Regions from separate parts of the Homo sapiens genome. Here region 1 is linked to region 2. A link is an interaction called in ENCODE POLR2A ChIA-PET data of the cell type or tissue named here. Cell type or tissue: Panc1. All regions are shown on one strand. Each heading gives the region's core, and the rest is flanking DNA. Links, peaks and the distances in the headings are about the cores only.

Region 1 (4,394 bases), core at 257-4,256, 130 kb before region 2:
TGCGTTCCAAAGTATCCCACACTTGAGGATCCAGAAGATGGGTAACTCCCATAGATGGCTTTTAATGAAGAGCCCTTGCTTTTACAAGAAGTTATAATTGTGGCTTCCATTTTCACAGCTGGTAACTGCAACAGTCACATGAGGATGGAGAGTCTCTTCCTTGTACAGAGCAAATAGCACGGCCCCTGGAGCTCATTGGCATGGGTTGTCCAACTCCCCACTGAAGGGTGGTAACCTTTTAGTGTTAATTCAGTGTTTTAGGCCAATGTCTGGGTTTATTTTTCCCAACATATAAATATGAAGGAGCTTTAGCAATTTAACTTCTGGGAATTTATCCAATGAAAGGGTTAAGAATTTATGCAAGCTCTTCTGGTTCTAGGAGCTTTGGGAGCCATGGCTTACGGTGCAGACATGGCCAAGTCCAAGAACCACAACACACATGACCAGTTCCAAAAACGGCACAGAAATGGTATCAAGAAACCTCAGTCACAAAGATCGGTGTCTCTAAAGGGGGTGGATCCCAAATTCCTGAGGAACATGCCCTTTGCCAAGAAGCACAGCAAGAAGGGCCTAAAGAAGATGCAGGCCAACAGTGCCAAGGCCATGAGTGCACGTGCCAAGGCTATCAAGGCCCTCGTAAAGCCCAAGGAGGTTAAGCCCAAGATCCCAAAGGGTGTCAGCCGCAAGCTCAATCAGCTTGCCTACACTGGCTACCCCAAGCTTGGGAAGCATGCTTGTGCCCGCATTGCCAAGGCGCTCAGGCTGTGCCGGCCAAAGGCCAAGGCCAAGGATCAAACCAAGGCCCAGGCTGCAGCTCCGGCTTCAGTTCCAGCTCAGGCTCCCAAAGGTGCCCAGTCCCCCTACAAAGGCTTCAGAGTAGAGATCTCTGTCTGCCAACGTGAGGACAGAAGGACTGGTGCGACCCCCCCGGGCTGCCATCGGCATGGGGCTGGTGTCCTCCTGTGCTATTTGTACAAATAAACCTGAGGCATGAAAAAAAATAATTTATGCAAAGATTTAGCTGCATGGATGTTCATTACAATTATAATCGAGAAAAAGTTGCAACAACCTAAGTGTCCAACAACAGGGAACTGGCTAAATCAACTTAGTACTTCAGGTGGTAGGAAAATATGCAGCCACTAAATGATGCTGTCAAATGTATCTACAGCCACAGGAAATGTTAGGTAAAAGAGGAGAAATACAGCACAAAGCCATACTACAGGACAGACCTGTTTTTCTTGGAAAAAAGTGCATTTGTGTGTATCATATATTTTATATATACCCAAATATGTTACATATATATATGTTTACCTAGGAAGGCATACTAATAATCTAAAGTGGCATTAATAGTGATGTTTAAGAGAGATTATGAATACTTTAACATTTCTTCTTTTTACTTGTATTAGTATTTTCTGATTTTTCTGTAATGAGCAGTAATCCTTTTTTTTTTTTTTTTTTTTTTTTTTTTTTTTTTTGAGATGAAGTCTTCCTCTGTAGCCCAGGCTGGAGTGCAGTGGTTCAATCTCAGCTCACTGCAACCTCTGCCTCCCAGGTTCAAGAGATTCTCTCCTCCCGAGTAGCTGAGATTACAGGTGCGCACCACCACCCCCAGCTAATTTTTTGTATTATTAATAGAGATGGGCTTTCACCATGTTGTCCAGGCTGGTCTTGAATTCCTGACCTCAAGTGATCCACCTACCTCGGCCTCCCAAAGTGCTGGGATTACAGGCATGAGCCACCGCGCCTGTGGAGCAGTGGTACTTTTTAATAAGAAAAAGCGATAAAAGAAATTTTATGTTGAAAAAGACAGATCCTTGACTATGATCATTGAAGTTCAGTCAGGCTCAGGAATTCTGTAAGGAAACAATAATCCCTATAGAACAGGGGTGGGTGGGAGGAGAGCAGGAGGCCACCTCCTGCTAAGAGACCTGGAGAAGGAATCATTTCCCTTCTACTTTGGCCCGTGTGCTCCATATAAACATCCTCTCCACCCAGGTCTTGCTCTGTCCTGGAGTTACTCATCACTAGCTTATTACTGGCCTTATTTTGACTCACTGTTCAAACATCATTGAAAAGGAATTTCTGTTTAACCACAGCATCCACATGAAGAATTCTGCTAAAACTCCATTTTAACTGAATTTCGGCACACAGATGACTTAAATTAGCTACACTGGCCTGGGAAGAAGCCCCCAAATCCCCAACACCCGGAGGACTTGCTGCTGGTAGGCTTGATCAGCTGGTGGATAAACCCCATCTCCCATCCCCACCCTCCCTCAGCCCCTCCACCCACAAAGCCCGGGCAGCAATTTGTGAGATGTTTCCCTCTCCTTGAATTTCCATCGTGAGCTGGTTACTGTGGTTCACGCCTGACATGCCTCTGTCTCTGCTCAAGAGGTTAAAAGTAGAGAAACTTGTAGCTTCAGAGGTCACAGAGAGATTTAGAATGAGAGAGAGCTGTGGGTGAACTGTGAGATCTCGTGTAACCACTCACCCTGGGTGTTTGGGGATAGCCTCCATTCCCTCATCCTCTCCTTTGAATGCTGGTTTTCCTATTTATCCTTCTCAGTCACCCTTGAGGGAGGCTCTCCCACCCCCTCTCAATTGTTAAAGAACTTCTGCGTGGGCTTCAACATTCTCTCGGCTGCCCCTTGGGAGGGCCTTGGTGTGCTCTTATTTTTTCCTTGTATGTTTAAGCCCCCCTGGGGCCCTCTTGACCCTTGCGGGCTGGTTACATTTGGCTCAAGCCTGGACTCCATCGCCTGTGACCAGAGGCAGAGTAGGGGTGGTGGGAATTAGCGGGGAGGGTTTTCCTACATTCTTAAAGATAATATAATAACATTGTGGCTAAGATGGAAATATGTTAGAGGAAGCAAGATTGTGAGACCGATGTAGGAAAGAAGCTCCCACCAACCGATGGTGAGGACTCTGCAGCCCCAAACCCTGACAAAACTGAGCCATGCCTAATTGTGGCCTAGATTGTGGATGTGTGCCTGCCCACCAAGAGGAAAGCCAGAAACATGCCTGCATGGATAGAAGGAGATTCCCTCTTAGTTGAGCGGTGAAGGGGTGTGGGAGAGCAGGGAACCATGCATGACACACCATGTGTCTCTTCCCAAAGGGGAGAAGCCCCTGTGAACCTACCTCAGGGGTCTGCTTGATGAGGCCCACCCTATCCTACTCTTTGTCCTTCATTCGACAGCATTTGTCAAGCATCCACCATATGTCAGGTCCAAGGTTCCATGCTAACTGGGGAAAGTGAGGCAATCAAGCAGCTTATCTAAGGTTTATCCTCCAGCCTTGTTAGTAGAAGAGCTGGAAGACAATAGTGTGAGGGCTCTCACTCCAGAGCCCTCACACTTCACCTCTATGCCAGATGTTTGAATGAAGGGAAGTTCTCTTAGGTGTTTCCCAGGCTTTGTCCAGGCTGCCTGCAACGTCTGCCCGTGGGATCTGACTTCCCAGCAGCTGGGATCAGCCAGCCTACAAGAGCAAGCAGAGCACTCCGAGAGTCTCTAGTGGGGTTGCCTGGCCAGTTGGCTCCTGGTCTCAGCAGACTCCTGCTGGTGGTGCGCAGGCTGGGTATTTGTGTGGACAAGGGAGTGTTCACCTCCAGTTCTCAGGACAAACAGTGCCACACCAGCTGGCTGGGATGTCTGGAACTGGTGTTTCCACTCAACAGCACAACCCAGATTTAGGTTCCTAAAACGTCCTAAGCAGCCGCCCTCTTGGATCTTTAATCCTTCCTCCTGTGCCCTTCCTGCCACCTGTAGTCTAAATTTAGTGACAAGCACAGCAGAGCACCTTCTGCCTGGGCCACTTTGGCAGGTCATGGATCCACTAATGAGTGTGCACATGTTCCATCTCTTCAGGGTTACCCATACGGGTGAAGAGCTTCTAGGGGAGCCCCACAATTATCTTCCTGGTAGGGTCTCCTGCCCTGTGAGTTTTCTTTTTTCTTTTTCTTTTTTTTCTTGTTTTTTGTGTGTTTTGAGACGGAGTCTCACTCTGTTGCCCAGGCTGGAGTGCAGTGGCAAGATCTCAGATCACTACAACCTCTGCCTCATGGGTTCAAGGGATTCTCCTGTCTCAGCCTCCCAAGTAGCTGGGATTACAGGCATGCACCACCACACCCAGCTAATTTTTGCATTTTTAGTGGAGGCGGGGTTTTGCCATGTTAGCCAGGCTGTTCTCAAATTCCTGACCTCAGGTGATCCGCCCGCCTCAGCCTCCCAAAGTGCTGGGATTACAGGCTTGAGCCACCACGCTCGGCCTAATTTTGTGTCTCATATTCTTGACTTACCATTTTTCGAAATAAGTGTTCTCTAAGTCTCTATTTCAAACTGTCGAACACCATTTGTTAACACAATATTTCATCATTTCAACATGCCATGACT
Region 2 (4,394 bases), core at 290-4,289:
AAATGAAAAATTGGCCAATCTGAATAGAAAGTATGAGGAAGTATGTGAGGAAGTTTTGCATGCCAAAAAGAAGGAAATATCTGCAAAAGATGAGAAGGAATTACTGCATTTCAGCATTGAGCAAGAAATTAAGGATCAGAAGGAACGATGTGATAAGTCCTTAACAACAATCACAGAGTTACAAAGAAGAATACAAGAATCTGCTAAACAAATAGAAGCAAAAGATAATAAGGTAGGTACAAAGTAGTCTGCACGGCTATGTGTTGGAAACCCCAGAGCAGTGCTCTTTACCACAGAATCTCACAGGAAAGTAGACACAGGTATTAACAAAGTGACCCTTTCCAGTTTAGCAACTTGCGTGCAAAAATTCCGAATTGAAAAAAAAAGTGAAGTAACACAAAAGTCAAAAGCATTTTTCCTTCTGTTTCTTTAGCTGTTCTAGCCAAGAATTCAGGAACGATGGGGAGACTTAAGGCTCACTTGTCTCATACATGAAGAGTCAAAAGCCAGTGGGTTTGTGGCATATGAAAGATGGGGAAGAGGGTGGTGGGGAAGCTCTCTTTCTGGGCTGCAAGAAACCAAGAACACTGGGGAGCATCTAGAGTTGATCTCGGTACTCACCCATAGTAGTAAACTGAGCCCTCCAATTCATTTTATGTTCTGTTGCTCATGTCTTTCTACAGACTAGAAAGTCTACATCCCCTCACCCAGAATGTCCTTTCCCTCCTTTCTACTGAGTTGAATCCTATACATTCATTAACATGTTATCCTCCTTCTTAAAGCCCTCACTGTCCAATCTAGTCTATAGTAAACAGTTCCTCCTCTAAGGTGGATGTTTTACTGTGGCTTTGCCATCCATTTAAAACATTTATATTACCTTGTTAGAATTATGTAGTTGATCTTCCCAATCAGTTTTTATGAGCAGGGTTTATAACTTAACTTTCCATCTTAGCTTTAATTCTCATGGTACAATTTACAGAATAGGTACTCAACAATATTTTTGACACTGATGTTGCATAAAGTTTTTACTATGGATATGACATATAAAGATTGGCTGCAGTTTTATCCATTCAACATGTAATGATTAAATGCCTTCTGCATGTCATGTGCTGGGGATACAGTGGAGTAAACACAGACACAGACTGCCCTCCCCAGTGGAAAGTACTTGTACATACTGTCCTCTGGCACACCATCTCTGTGATTGAGAATTTAAATGCTCTAAGCTTGTTCAGAAGGTACCTATGAATATATATAGTAATATATAAGAGTTAATTATTAATATCTACTTGTTGCCATTTATTGAGCGGGTGCATGTAATTGCATTTCATTTTCTTTGTTTTTTTTCTATTATTATTTTTCAATAAAAAATTTTGTGGGGGAGGAGATGGTATCTTGCTCTATTGCCCAGGCTGGTCTTGAATTCCTGAGTTTAAACAATCTTCCTGCCTTAGCCTCCCAAAGTGTTGGGACTATAGGTGTGAGCCACTGTGCCCAACCTGATTTTCTTAACTCTGAAAGATTGTCCACCTTTCACCAATGTGGAATCTAAGGCTCAGAAAAGTAAATTAGCCAAGCTCATACAAGTTGACTCTGTCTGACTTTAAAGCAGGGTGGAAAAATGCTATGTTTCTAGGCACTTCCTATTCCTATAAACAAGCCTCCTTGTTTTTTTTCTCTCTACAACAAAGTGGTCTTAAATAATACAACTCTTGAAAGGAAAAAGGAACATATGTTAATCCTAGACTTACACGGGCCACACCCTTTTACTTTTCACACTTTGTTGCTGGGAATCCCCCTTCCCTTCCTGTGTTCCATATGTTACCTGGAAGATAGTTCATGTGCCTTCGTAGATGCTTATATATTAGCTAAAAGTAAGACTATGTTTATACTCACATCTTAGGATATATGTAATATTTATTCTTAATTTGGTATTGCTTTTGTAAATAATTTCTGGAGAGGGATTTAATTATAAATTACATATTGTATACATCCTTGGTAACAGTCTTGGCAATATTCATACCTCAATTTTCTGGTGTATAAAGATAAAGCTTCTGTCTCCAAAAAGGAATGATTTCTGTACAAAGATGTTCATTGTACATGATAAGTGAATAATATATTTCTCCTACAACATTTTTTTAAAGATAACTGAACTGCTTAATGATGTGGAAAGATTAAAACAGGCACTCAATGGCCTTTCCCAACTCACCTACACAAGTGGGAACCCCACCAAGAGGCAGAGCCAGCTGATTGACACTCTGCAGCACCAAGTGAAATCTCTGGAGCAACAGCTGGCCGTGAGTAACCAGGCACACGGGGCTTTGCAGGAATATGTGCTGGCTCCCTGTAGTTAGTTTGTAAGGCTCATTTAGAAATTAAAGTGCTCTGTAGCTATGTTCGGATCCAAGAATATAATTATTTTTATATGCGAAAAGTTACCTATACTGGTGGTGTAATAATACTTATTTGATGCCTACTATACACCAGGCACCATATTAAACATTTTACGTACTTTATCTATAAACTTTATCTTCATCATGATCTCACAAAGCAGATTTATTCCCTCCATTTAATTCTTAAGGAAACAAAGAATAACATATTTGATGCCTGGGGTCATTCAGCTGGGGTATAAACCTGGAACTGGCTGACTCCAAATCCAGCATCTTTCTCATTGCAGGGTGCTCTCTAAAATATTGGTCCACTAAACTAAAGGAGGTTTTAAAATAATCTTTTATCTTTGTGAATAAAGAGGCATTCCTATGGTTTTATACCTTATATAGAAGGATAAGTGCCTGGATTTAGAAGCTAATGTTGGAAGGTCTGGTCTAAGTCCTGCCACTTACAAGGAAGTGGCAAGGAACATTCCCTTTAACTCTTGGTTTTCTCATCAAGAAAATAGAATAATAACTGATTACTTGTTTACATTTATTATTATTTTTATTATACTTTAAGTTCTAGGGTACATGTGCACAACGTGCAGGTTTGTTACATATGTATACATGGACCATGTTGGTGTGCTGCACCCATTAACTCGTCATTTAACATTAGATATATCACCTAATGCTATCCCTCCCCCCTCCCCCCACCCCACAACAGGCCCCAGTGTGTGATGTTCCCCTTCCTGTGTCCATGTGTTCTCACTGTTCAGTTCCCACCTATGAGTGAGAACATGCAGTGTTTGGTTTTTTGTCGTTGCGATAGTTTGCTGAGAATGATGGTTTCCAGCTTCATCCATGTCCCTACAAAGGACATGAACTCATCCTTTTTTATCACTGCATAGTATTCCATGGTGTATATGTGCCACATTTTCTTAATCCAGTCTATCATTGTTGGACATTTGGGTTGGTTCCAAGTCCTTGCTATTGTGAACAGTGCCGCAATAAACATATGTGTCTTTATAGCAGCATGTGTCTTTATAGCAGCATGATCTATAATCCTTTGGGTATATACCCAGTAATGGGATGGCTGGGTCAAATGGTATTTCTACTTTGAGATCCCTGAGGAATCGCCACACTGACTTCCACAATAGTTGAACTAGTTTACAGTCCCACCAACAGTGTAAAAGTGTTCCTATTTCTCCACATCCTCTCCAGCACCTGTTGTTTCCTGACTTTTTAATGATTGCCATTCTAACTGGTGTGAGATGGTATCTCACTGTGGTTTTGATTTGCATTTCTCTGACGGCCAGTGATGATGAGCATTTTTTCATGTGTCTTTTGGCTGCATAAATGTCTTCTTTTGAGAAGTGTCTGTTCATATCCTTCGCCCACTTGTTGATGGGGTTGTTTTTTTCTTGTAAATGTGTTTGAGTTCATTGTAGATTCTGGATATTAGCCCTTTGTCAGATGAGTGGATTGCAAAAATGTTCTCCCATTCTGTAGGTTGCCTGTTCACTCTGATGGTAGTTTCTTTTGCTGTGCAGAAGCTCTTTAGTTTAATTAGATCCCATTTGTCAATTTTGGCTTTTGTTGCCATTGCTTTTGGTGTTTTAGACATGAAGTCCTTGCCCATGCCTATGTCCTGAATGGTATTGCCTAGGTTTTCTTCTAGGGTTTTTATGGTTTTAGGTATAACATTTAAGTCTTTAATCCATCTTGAATTAATTTTTGTATAAGGTGTAAGGAAGGGATCCAGTTTCAGCTTTCTGCGTATGGCTAGCCAGTTTTCCCAGCACCATTTATTAAATAGGGAATGGTTTCCCCATTTCTTGTTTTTGTCAGGTTTGTCAAAGATCAGATAGTTGTAGATATGTGGCATTATTTCTGAGGGCTCTGTTCTGTTCCATTGGTCTGTATCTCTGTTTTGGTACCAGTAGCATGCTGTTTTGGTTACTGTAGCCTTGTAGTATAGTTTGAAGTTAGGTAGCATGATGCCTCCAGCTTTGTTCTTTTGACTTA

Evidence for each region. ChIA-PET counts read pairs that join two places held together with the same protein. Peaks named below come from ENCODE experiments on the same cell type or tissue, not always from the same donor. Only the 100,000 strongest peaks of a DNase experiment are listed, where the experiment ranks them.
Region 1: POLR2A ChIA-PET joins it to region 2 with 13 read pairs; 3 of 35 experiments call an interaction of 5 or more read pairs at or near these places.

What each region holds. Positions count from the first base shown.
Region 1 is chr15:70,793,117-70,797,510 of GRCh38, reverse strand. It overlaps the pseudogene RPL29P30. Among named protein-coding and RNA genes, the nearest start is that of UACA, 32 kb to the right of the region's middle. In Panc1, for the core only: no CTCF peak of the experiment used is centred there; a DNase peak (open chromatin) is centred at 2,010; H3K4me3 peaks cover 269 bases; H3K27ac peaks cover 4,000 bases.
Region 2 is chr15:70,662,562-70,666,955 of GRCh38, reverse strand. It overlaps UACA (uveal autoantigen with coiled-coil domains and ankyrin repeats), which reads left to right. Exons shown (of 19, transcript NM_018003.4): 16 at 1-232; 17 at 2,142-2,294. Among named protein-coding and RNA genes, the nearest start is that of SALRNA2, 30 kb to the right of the region's middle. In Panc1, for the core only: no CTCF peak of the experiment used is centred there; no DNase peak of the experiment used is centred there; H3K27ac peaks cover 92 bases.